Regions from separate parts of the Homo sapiens genome. Here region 1 is linked to region 2. Evidence: chromatin contacts called from ENCODE Hi-C or POLR2A ChIA-PET data. All regions are on one chromosome and are shown on one strand. Each heading gives the region's core, a stretch centred on a gene start or an enhancer-like site at or near the end of the contact. The rest is flanking DNA. Distances are from core to core; before and after follow the strand shown.

The links. A loop is a pair of places that touch in the nucleus more often than their neighbours do. ChIA-PET counts read pairs that join two places held with the same protein, here RNA polymerase II (POLR2A). Pooled maps may share reads with other maps.
Region 1: a loop to region 2 is called in a pooled map, with 9 times the contacts of the local background. The contact joins the enhancer-like site here to the promoter of POLR2H in region 2. A Hi-C loop is called at or near these places in 4 of 50 pooled maps. POLR2A ChIA-PET finds 5 or more read pairs at or near these places in 2 of 52 experiments (A673 and AG04450).

Annotation. Positions count from the first base shown.
Region 1 is chr3:184,634,447-184,640,217 of GRCh38, reverse strand. No RefSeq gene overlaps it. Among named protein-coding and RNA genes, the nearest start is that of MAGEF1, 75 kb to the left of the region's middle. Within about 2 kb of position 3,317, at least 4 of the 41 ENCODE cell types and tissues checked have a DNase peak (open chromatin) inside an H3K27ac peak, as active enhancers do.
Region 2 is chr3:184,359,290-184,364,491 of GRCh38, reverse strand. POLR2H (RNA polymerase II, I and III subunit H) reads right to left here and starts at 2,782. Exons shown (of 6, transcript NM_006232.5): 1 at 2,346-2,782; 2 at 927-1,619. The coding sequence starts at 999. CLCN2 (chloride voltage-gated channel 2) reads left to right here and starts at 2,887. Exons shown (of 24, transcript NM_004366.6): 1 at 2,887-3,075. The coding sequence starts at 3,013. It overlaps LOC124906311 (a long non-coding RNA gene), which reads right to left and starts at 4,165. Exons shown (of 3, transcript XR_007096193.1): 1 at 3,735-4,165; 2 at 3,542-3,628; 3 at 3,181-3,273. RefSeq lists enhancers at 343-412, 773-892, 4,230-4,741, 4,742-5,202 and silencers at 1,113-1,292, 1,353-1,622, 1,693-1,962, 2,523-3,112.

The DNA.
Region 1 (5,771 bases), core at 2,068-4,567, 280 kb before region 2:
CTTCCACCTCTCTCTGCCACCCAGTCCATGACTCTTCCTCTCCCACTCAAAACCAGACCTCCAGGTTCCCACCATCCAGCCACACACCCCTCACCCAACCTGGCTGGGATCACCCATCCACCCAGAGGTCACTCAACGTCTTTTGAGGACTTGGGCGCCTGGCTCAGGGTCTTCTTCTGTCTCCCACCTCCTGCTGTCAGTCTGGGGGACCTGAATGTCCACATGGACTTCCCAACACCCTCACCCTTGGCTCTCCTATCTCCCCTTCCCCAACGACCTTCTCTCCATTTCTGCCACCCACATATCACCTGAAACGTCTCCTGTGAAATCTTAAACTCCAGCACCCCCATCTTGGGCCACAACTTTTTCCTTCCTTTCCATAAAACCTGGTCTCCACTCGCAGAGATTCTCCAATTCTCCCGTTCTGTCTCACTCGTTCGAGCACCGGTGCTGCAGTGCCGGCTTTGGACAAGGCCTTCCGCCAGCGCATCTGCTCCTTCCTGGCTCTACTTTCTCCTCTCTTGACCTGCCTGTGATTGGCCACATCATTCATTTTCCCGACACCCTTGATTCCCACACCCCCTCACCCTGCCTTTCCCAGCCCTGGAGGACTCCAGTCATCTGCTTTGTCCATTGCAATTCCCAGGCTACTAGAAGGCATAGGAAAACCACTCAACCGTGCAAACTAGTGCCACTCCAGATTTATGGTCCCTGACTTCAGCCTGGCCCTTCAGCTCCTGGGCTGCTGGTGATCAGCTCCTGTTCTGAAACTTACCACCCTTTCAGGCTTCCGGCCTGTCCCCTCCGTCATGTGTAATTGACAGAGAAAATAGAGATTCTCAGAACTCCCTCAACTACCCTCTCCTCCTCTTCTTTGCTAACCACAGACCCAACCCCACCTCTTCCCAAGACCTAGTTTTCACTCACAGACCACCCAGCCCTGGTGCAACTTGCTCCTCCCTTAGCTGCTGCAGCACCACCCTCTCTTCTGGACCTTCTCTTATTTTCCATCATCCCTTCCCTCTCTCTCCCCTGCTTCTCCTCTGTCCACTGCCTCTATGTTGTGGTTCCTAGAGCTCCAATTCTTGTCTTGCCCTGCTCCTGCACCCCTGATATTCTCATCTAAACCCATGGCTTCTTGCTCTAGTAATTCTGATATCTGTGGCTCATGTCCAAGCTCCACATCCTGGTGAACTTGGATGTTCACCTGTGTATCCCTAGGCACCACCAAAGCAGCATGTCCCCAACTAGTCCTCTTAGCTCTTGCCTCAAACCTCCACCTCCGCAGTCTCTGGATGTTGAGTTAGAGCATCACCTTCCACCCAGCCGGCCAGCCAGAGACCTGGGAGTTGCCTCAGCTCCGTCCTGACCCCTCCCAACACCCCACACAACATCCTATGTATTCTGTCTCAGACATGGTTCCCAAATGCACCCTCTCTCTTCCGCCACACTGCTATGTTTCTTTCCTGCTGCATCATCTTTTGCAATAACCTCTAGTTGCTCCTTGCTTCTGACTATCTCTCACTTTTGTATTTAAGCCAAATTTCCTTCGATGGCCCACAGAGGCCTTCACATTCCAACACATCCAACCTCTCTCTGCTCACCTTCCCTGCCTCTCTCCCTGCCAGCCCCTAATCCAGCTGCCTCCTGGACAAGCTAGAACTGCTCTTAACCCCATGATCATCCATCTGCTGAACCCTCTGGATGGGATAACCTCTCTCCCGCTTCCTTGACTGGGAAACTATTCTTCCTCCAAGATCCACCTTCCCAGACACCCCAGCCCCTCAGGCAGAATTAACTGTGCTCTTCATTCTGTTTCTCTGTACTCAGTTTATCCAATCTACAGCTGTTGGATATTCACTGGTTCCAGTCTGGGGCCTTCATGAATAATGCCTGCCACGAACATTCTTGTACACGATTCACCTCTGGAGTACACATGTCTGAATTGACTGCTTAGATGCTGACCGGCTGCTTCTGAAGAGATATTTGAGAACTCCTGGTCCAGATCTTCACCAGCCCTTCGTTTTATCAGACTTTTACATTTTTGCTAATCTGGAGGGTATGTAGTAGAATCTTCTTGGGATTTTAATTTGCATTTCTTTGATTCCTGATAAGGTCACACACCTCATATATTTATAGCCATTTGGATTTTTCCATATTTATGCATTTGATCCAGTTTTTCCATTGAGTTGCCAATCTTCATACTCATTTGTGGGAGTTCTTTACACATTCTGGAGCTGAGCCCTTTGTCAGTTGCATGTGTTGCAAAACCTTTTCCTGCTCTGTGGCTTCCCTTTTACTCTCTTCATGTTGTCTTCTGAAGAACACAGCTTCTTCATTTTAATGCACCCACATTTGTCAATCTTTTTCTTTATGGTTAGTGTTATTTTTGTGTGTTGTTTAAGAAATCTTTCCCTACCCTGAGGTCACGGAGATTTTTTTTACATTGTCTTATAAAGGCTTTCTTGTTTTGCTTTTCAGATTTAGGTCCTTGCTCCACCTGCAACCCCACGGCACTTGGTACTTATTTCTGTAGCACTGCTAACTCCATCTGTTTATATGTCTGCCTCCTCCACTAAACAAAGACCTCCTTTAGGGCAAACTACAAATCTGTGTTTTAAATCTTTGTATTCAGAGGTCCTAACACAGTGCCCGGCACACAGTAGGCACTTTATCAATGCCCTTGAGTGCCTGGATTGCAGAACCGAGGTACAGCTGCTTCCAAACAGGAAGGCCCTCTCTTCTCAGGAGTCCCACTTTTGCTGACTCTTGCCCTCCCATCAAAAAGCACATGTGTATACTGAGTTCATGTGTGCTGAATGTATGGCACAAGTGTGTACTGAGTGCCTACTGTGTGTGGGTGCTGGGCACAGTTTTAGTGATGCAGAGCCAAAGATGGCGAAGTCTCAGCCTGTACAGTACTCATCACCTGGCACCTGCTTTCCTGACGCAGTTCAGAAACCCCCACACTGATCTGGAAAGCAGAGAGTCCTGGGTGCAAATCCCAGCTCTGCCTCCTGTCATCTGCACCACTCTGGGCAAGTCAATTCAGTATACTGGGTTTCAGCTTTCTACTTTGTCAAAAGGGAAAACAACAGATAACTTTGTGGGTTGTGGTGAGGACAGAGTGGAAGAATAAACATGAAATGCCAAGCGGGTGCTGGAGGCATGGTAAATGTCTAAAGATTGTTGAGTTGAGTAAATGATGGAATGGATGAGTCAGTGAATGAACTGGTTGGGAGGGGGGATGGGCAAGGAGAGCTAGAATTGGGAGGGGCAGTAGGCAGGAGGCAGGGGCTGCTGGGTTCTCCTGCAGGCCTTCCTTGTCATAGTAACTGCTGTCAGCAAATGTTTCCCAGACAGGAATCCCCTTCAGGGCTCCCTTCCCCAACCCACTGCATTTGTTGACTCAAAACCTCCCCACTGCCAATTTAGCCTGCAGTAAGGAAGCGGGGTGGGGAGGGGGAGAGAGGTGTAGGAGGGAGTAAAGCTGTGCAGAAAGGGGTCTTTGTCTGAGCACTGTGTGGCATTTCAGATTTCGGTGGAGGGGTTTTTGTTGCTTTTTTTTTTTTAACCTCCTAAAGAGTTGAGTGGGCTGCACTTGCAATAAGAGGTATCAGAATGAGACAGCAGGGAGGACTTCCAGTGGGCTCTCTGTATTGGACGGTGGAACAATGGAATGGACTGCCAAGGGCCTGGGGAGTCTCTCTGAGGCTTAGACACAGATGCAGGTGCGCTGTTCCCATGGAGGAACTCTGAGGGTCTCAGCCCTGTGCTCCCTCCACAGCTCCTCTCCTTGCTGAGGTGAGAGGTTCCATGTCCAGGAAGCTGTTTTTTTTTGTGTTTTTTTGTTTGTTTGTTTTTTGTTTTAAGGAACAGGGTCTCACTATGTTATCCAAGCTAGTCGTGAATTCCCGGGCTCAAGCGATCAGCCTCCTGAGCAGCTGGGACTACAGGCATGTGCCACGACACCCAGCTCCCAAGAAGCTGTTCTGAACCCAGTAGCCACTGGGCCATCCTGCTGCAAAGCTTAACTGGGGCCTCTTGCCACGTGCTGTTCTCTGGTTCCAGCTCCCTCTCCTGGGGCTCCTGTTGGGGCAGCCCTGGATCCTGGAGGGTTCACAGCTGGACCCAGGCTTTCCCCTGACCCCGCAGAGCCCTTCCACGCAGCCCTACTTCAGGCCTGCCCCATCAGCCTGCCCACCACCCCTGACTCACGTCAAGGAGAGGAGCCGACAGGCCCAGCCTCCCGCCACCCAACCCCAGGCCCTGAGCGTCAGGCCTGTGCCTTCTCCTCCCCGACACCCTCCCTCCACCTTTAGGTGGCTTCGTGCCTCCTCCACGCATGTGCGTGCCTGTGTTTATGGGCTTCTCTCGGGCTGCCCTGTGCCCTCATGTCTGTCTGTGTCTGTGTTTCTGTCCCTGCCTCTCTCTCCCCACGCTGCCTCACTCCTTTCTGTCCTCTCTGTCTGCCTTCCTTTTTGTCTTCTGGTCTGTGTGTCTCTCTCGGACCCTGTCTTTCTTTCCATCAGTCTGTTTCTTTGTGCGTGTCTCTAAGTCACTCTGTCTCTCAGTCTGTCTCTGAATCTGTCTGTCTCTCTTTCAGCGTATGTGTCTCTGTGCCCCCCTCTCCTCTTCTCTGTCTCTGTCCCTGTTGCCGTGTCTCTCTCTGTCCCTCTCACTCAGCGTCCCTGCCATGTCTCTCATGCTCTGGCTCTCCCTCTGAGCCTCTTTCTTCTGGGCACTCAGCAGGCCAGTGTCAGAGTCAGATCCTGGCCAGCCGCCAGACCACTTGCCCCGGTGGCCCGCACCTCTGGCATCACCTCTGGGAGCAGGTTTCCTCACAGCTGCCAGGCGAGAGCAGGCCTTGTGGCCCCCAGTCCTGCCCTGAGAGTGGAGTCCCAGGGGCCTACAACCTGCCTTCACTCAGCGCCTGCTAAGGGCTCCTTTCTTCCCGTCCCCTCCTCCTCCCTCTTCCCGACTTAAATTCAATGCCCTGCAGCCCCAGTCCCCAAAGTCGCTGAGTCCTGGCTGTGAGCCCAGTACCACTCAGAGCTCCACAGGGGCATGGCTGCAGGAACTCCACCCTGACACCCTCAGGAGCTCCCAGGCCAGCTGGGGTGGCCCCACACCCGCACGTAGAAAACAATGTGGACAGCACAGGGCAAAAGAGTCAGGGCCCAGTGTGGCCACAGACTGAAAATCCCAAAGGAAGGGAGACACGAGTCAACATCAGGGAGGTTAGATTCAAGCTGGACAGGACTGTGTCAAATGGAGATGGCCAGAGAGGACATACGCATGACAGGACCCTGCCTGGCACAGGCGTCGAGGATGGACTCATTAAGGGACCCTGAGCTGAAGGGTAGTGGTTTCAGGGCTGGAATTAAAGTTTGTACACACCCTTGAGAGTAAAAAGATTAAAAACGATTCTCATGGAGGTATGTGTGGGGAGGCAGAAGTTTTCAGAAGTGAAGATGATATCTAAATTGGATTCCAAATCCACTCAAGGTGAAGGAGAGGGAAAAGCTATTTCAGGCTAAAGAGCCAGCAGAGAGGAAGGGAAGGGCTCAGAGAGAGTGGTGGGAGGGACATGGGACAGAACGGGGGCCCTGGTGCGGCACCCCAGGGCTCTAGACTCTATCTGCAGCTGCCAGGGGAGCGTTTTGAGAAGGAGAGTGACACTATACGCTTTTATTTATTTTGGCTTTTTAATAAGTTACTGGCAGCTGTCTGGAGAAGGGATGGGCAGGAAGGGAGACTGAGGGTGGGAA
Region 2 (5,202 bases), core at 1,533-4,032:
TTTTGGGAGGCCGAGGCAGGTGGATCATTTGAGATCAGGAGTTTGAGACCAGCCTGGCCAACACGGTGAAACCCTGTCTCTACTAAAAATACAAAATTAGCCAGGCGTGGTGGCGCATGCCTGTAATCCCAGCTACTTGGGAGGTTGAGGCAGAGAATCGCTTGAACCCGGGAGACGGAGGTTGTGGTGAGCTAAAATCGTGCCACTACACTCCAGCCTGGGCAACAGAGAAAGGCTGCGTCTCAAAAAAAAAAAGGTATATACCAAGCAGCTAACTCTAACTCAAAGAAGACTTCACAAAGCGCTAAAGATTCTGAGGGCAATACAAGAATATAGGCTCTGAAGTCAGATTACTCGCTGTGAAGCCTTGGGTGGTTTACTCAACCTCTCAGAGAAAAATGGGAAAGGCACCACCCACCTCATGAGGACTGTCATTTTTTTGAGACGGAGTCTCGCTCTGCCGCCCAGGCTGGCGTGCAGTGGCGCGATCTTGGCTCACTGCAACCTCCGCCTCCCAGGTTCAGGCAATTCTCCTGCCTTAGCCTCCCAAGTAGCTGGGATTACAGGCGCCCGCCACCACGCCAGGCTAATTTTTGTATTTTTGGTAGAGACGGGGTTTCACCATGTTGGCCAGGCTGGTCTCACAAGACAGTGTCTAGCACAGAGCAGGTAGCGATTATAAATATGCCTAGGAGTTTGCCAGCACCATGACAAAAGGCCACCCAGGCACCGGGCACGGCATGCGTGAAGCCAGAGAGAGCTCGGGAGTCTCCGTTTTCTCATCCATAAAATGTTTACTGAGGGAGGTCCCTACACCAGGACCTGCTGGTAGGGGCAGGCCACAAGAGCTGGGTGGACACGGGGCCCAGGGGCATGTCCGCGAGGTTAGCCTCTTCCTCCAAACCGCCCCTACATACCTTACTTACCTCGGTCAAACTTCTTGCCCTCCGGGTCAATATCCTTCACATCGAAAATATCCTCAAACAGGATGCCCGCCATCGCGAGGGGGCCACGAGAGCAGCAGAAGGGGTGAGAGCGCGACCACAGTTGGGAGTACGTGCACCCCCTAGCGTGGACAAGACCGGAGAGAACCAAAAGCACCTCCTGAAAGCGCGGCGGCCAGACGAGAGTGGCGCATGCGCACAAACAAGCGGTAACGCGACCACTTCCGCCACAGCCTCCCGCTCGGGGCTACTTAACTTCCGTCCCGAAAGATTGCTTCCGAGAGGCTTCGGCATTGAGGGCGGGTCTCATGTCCAGGTGGCTCTGCCCAGGGCGGGGAAGCAATAGGCTGTAGAGCGGGTTCTCGCGCTCCGCTGGGGCCCTACTGCGCCCTCTTCAGAGGCCGGGTTCCGAAGACTGGAATGCGTGGGGGCCTAACCCAGGCAGGGACCTTGATCCTTGGCCCAGAGAAGCCGGGCCCTAGCCCTACCCCGCCGGTCCGCGTGCCCGCCGAGGGCACAGTCCGCGCCGAGGGCAGGTGGAGCAGAACCCCGCCCCAGAGGTGCCCAGCCCCTCCAGCCGGCACCGAGGACCCCGGGGCCGGCCTGGGCCGGCTCGGCCCTGCTGGACGTAACCCGAGCCGGATCCGTCCAGTTTGGGAATTTGCCATGACGTCGCTATGGAGAAGAGGAAAGCCTGCATTGTCCCCTCCTCTCGTACTGCACCCTCCCACCACTGCCCTCCCTCTTCCCCCCAGGCCCTGCTCTCTTCCCCTACACCGCCCCTTCAGCCGGGCTCCCGCCACCCCCCTCCCCCGGGCATTACCCCTCCAGCTTAGTGCTGCGCGTTCCCCCTCCACTGCCTTCTCCTGGACACGGATCCCCTCCGTGCCCCTTCAGCCTGGCACTGCCCTGTCCCTTGGATACCAGCTCTTCCCTCACACTGGCCCTTCCTCCTGAGTGCTGGCTTCTATCACAAGGCCCCCCCTTCCCGGGCACTGCTCCCGCCCCCTGAGCCCCGCCTCTGCCTCCCAAATGCCCCTTACTCCTGGTGCTGGCTCTCCCGCACACTTGTGCGTTTCCTGGGCGCTGCCCTCGCTCCTCTCACACTATCTCTACGCTGCCCATCCACCCTGCGCGCGCTCCGCCCTCTGTTCTATCCTTCCCCAGCCCCTGATAGAGAACCCAGAACACCAGCAGGCAGTTCCCCCAAAGCGGAGGGATGGAAGCAGCGACTTGGGTTCCTCCTTGGGCCCAGCCAGGGAGAAGCGACCCACGCCCGCGTCCCAGGAGTAGACTTCCCGGCACCTGGAGCTCCCTTCCCTCCGGCCTACCCCTTCCGGTGCCCTCCCCAACCTCCACCCCCGCACACCCCGCAGGCCCGGTTGCTCCAAGTGCACCTACCCACGGGAGCCCCGAGAAAAGGAAGGATGAGGAAGACGGCCCCAACCCTCTCCGAATCCTTCCAGCTTTGCTTTTCACCCCTGACGGGGCAGAGGGGCCTTCCCAGGCCTGTCTGGGCCGCTCGTCTCTTCGGAGGGGCAGAGGGGAGGCGGCTCCTAACGGGCTGACCCGGAGGAGTCCGATGTAGACAGCTCCGCAGCCCCCAGCCCCAACCCCTACGGAGCTCAGGCGTCTGCAGCCCCTCCTGCCTGGGCACGGGGAACCGCGAACCCGGGCCGGCCCCTCCACGTGCCAGTAGACCCGCCCCTCCCGGGCGCCCCTCTCCGACCCGGGCATCCGCAGGGAGCCGGCGCGGGCTTGCGCCTTCCCAGCGCCCCTTGCCGCCTCTCGGGAGGCCCCGCGCGGACCCCAGCCTGGCTGGGCCGTCCCCTCCGGATGGGCCGGCGGGCGGAGCAGCGCAGAGGGCACCGCCCTCGGCCCGCCCGCCGGGGAGGGGACGCGAGCGGGAGGCTGCGCCAGCGGCGCCCGCCGGGGGCCCGCCGCACTCTGCTCTCGGCCTCCCGGGCTGCGGGGACGGGACGGCTGCCGGCGCGGACTTTGCGGGCCGGGAGCCGAGTCCAGGACAGAGCCGGAACCGCCGAGGGAGGCGAGAGGGCAGTGCGCGGAGATGGCGGCCGCGGCGGCGGAGGAAGGGATGGAGCCACGGGCGCTGCAGTACGAGCAGACCCTGGTAAGTGAAGCTGAGCTGAGCCCCAGGAGTGCGCTCCGGGACCCCTGCTCCAGGTTACCCTGGGAAGCGCGAGGACCAGGGGCCTACCCTAATCCTGTCCTAGCATTTTGAGCTGGGGAAACTGAGGCTTGGAAGTCTGAGGCTGCAGGGCCGAAGGGATGGAAAACTGCATGCTGGTTTCTGGCTGAGGCTGAGGGCCTGCAGAGGACAAGGACACCAGGTACTTGTCTCAGGTGTCCTTCCCCTCACCCCACAACATGCACGTTTTCTTTGCACCTCCCCTTCACCACCTGGGCCCAAGTCTCAGCACCCCACTGCCCCTTCCGCGGCACCATTCACACCATTGAACTTTCTCTACGCCACTATCTCCACCACCCAAGACATTCTCTGTGTCCCTGCCATGTGCATGGCACCATGCTAAGCATAGAATCGAGTGTGTAGAAAGATGGTCAGCCCCAGACCCTACCTCTGGAGGCTCCACACCCAGCGTTGGCTCCAGGAGCCCCTCAGTTGACTCTGGAAAAAGGTGGCTTGCCACTCTGGGGGACAGGAGCTTTAGGGAGGGTGGGTGAAGCAGGAATGGGTGTGGGAATTGGGACCTTTGTCTATGCTGATGCGGGGTATCCAGCCCCCACCCACCCCAGGGTGTGTCCCCTGACCTCATTAGAAGCAGGGGTCCTGGGCTCTGAGCTGACTTATCGCCCCCATTGTTACTTGGTGTTTGAGAAGCCACGTGACCCTCCTCATGTCACTGGGGTGGAAGACCCAAGCCCTAGGGAAAGGAAGGGGCCCGTGGTTCCTTTTTACCAGCTTGGGCTGGAATTTGCCCAGGAAGGTGGCAGGGAGGGAACGTCTTGGAGAGGAGAGGCTATAAGTCTGGGAGGTGCCCAGTTAGGAGAAAGTAGCTGGATGAATCAGGATGTCAGGGAGAGGTGGGAGTAGAGCAAGGGTAGAGGGGCCAACCCTTGGGATGGGGTAGGAGACACTTGCCAATCTGCCCAGACCAGGATAGGAGCATGGTCAAGGAAGCCAGGCACCTGGCCTCTGAAATGGTGCCTCTTAACACCAGCCACCTCTCCATCTCCGTCCCTTCCAGCTGTCTCTGGAATGAGCTCTCAGGGTCGAGCTCTGTCCCGGGCACTCTGTGCTCCAGCCTGCTCCCGCCCCCCTTCACCATCCTATCCCTTTGTCTTTCTCTCCCACTCTCACCTCCCTCCTCCTACACCGTGCTTGCCTCTTAATACTCTCCATTCTCTTCCTCCTCCGTACTTCTTCCTCTCTCATCCCCTTCTTTCTCTTCTCCATCCCTTCGCCTTCCCTCTCTTTTCTCTTCTACTTTCTCCTCTCTAGTTCCCTCTCTTCTCTTTGCTTTCCCTTTCCTATCTCTCACCCTCTCTCTGTCTCTATCTTTCCCTCCCTCCCTCCCCCCCATCCCAGCCCCAACAGGAGCCCTTTGTGTCCCGAAGCTCTGCGGGTGGCAGCCAGAATCTACTCCTCCCCGCCCCCCAACACACGCCCAGCTTGGCAGGTCTAGCCATGGTTCAGGCGACTCTCCCGTCCCATCACCCCAGCATCCACAGTCACAGCCCAGCCATCCTCAGCCTCCGCTGTCCCCCAACCCACCGCTGGGCTCAGTGCAGCTCCAGAATGGGGCTGAGGCCACCAAGCCCTCTCCACCCACCCTAAGTGAGAGGCTTTCCACTCCCAGCTGGGCTGGCAGGCTGGTGGGGGTGGCAGTGGAGAATGGGGACAAGGGGATTAGGGTGGGTGGGAGAGGTGCAGCTGAGTTGGTCACAGGCCGGAGGCCCAGCAGGAACGTGATAAGGATTGGGGCTGCGCCTGCTCCTGGGCCCAACTCAGCTGCCCCGAGCTCCACGAGGCTCTTATTGTTGCCCATGTGCCCCTGATCATCCCTTACTCCCTGGCCTTCCCGCCTCCCACTTTTAGACTGTGCCACAGGTTTTTCCACCTTTTCCTCTTCTGGGGCTTCCCTCTCACTCCTCTTCAGTGCCCCAGCCCCAGGCCTGTGAGAAGAGGACCGATTATTCTGCCACCCCCAGAGCTGTGTCCCTGTACCTTGGCTGTCCCCATCACTCTGGCCAGGACAGCCTCCACAGTCTGCAATGT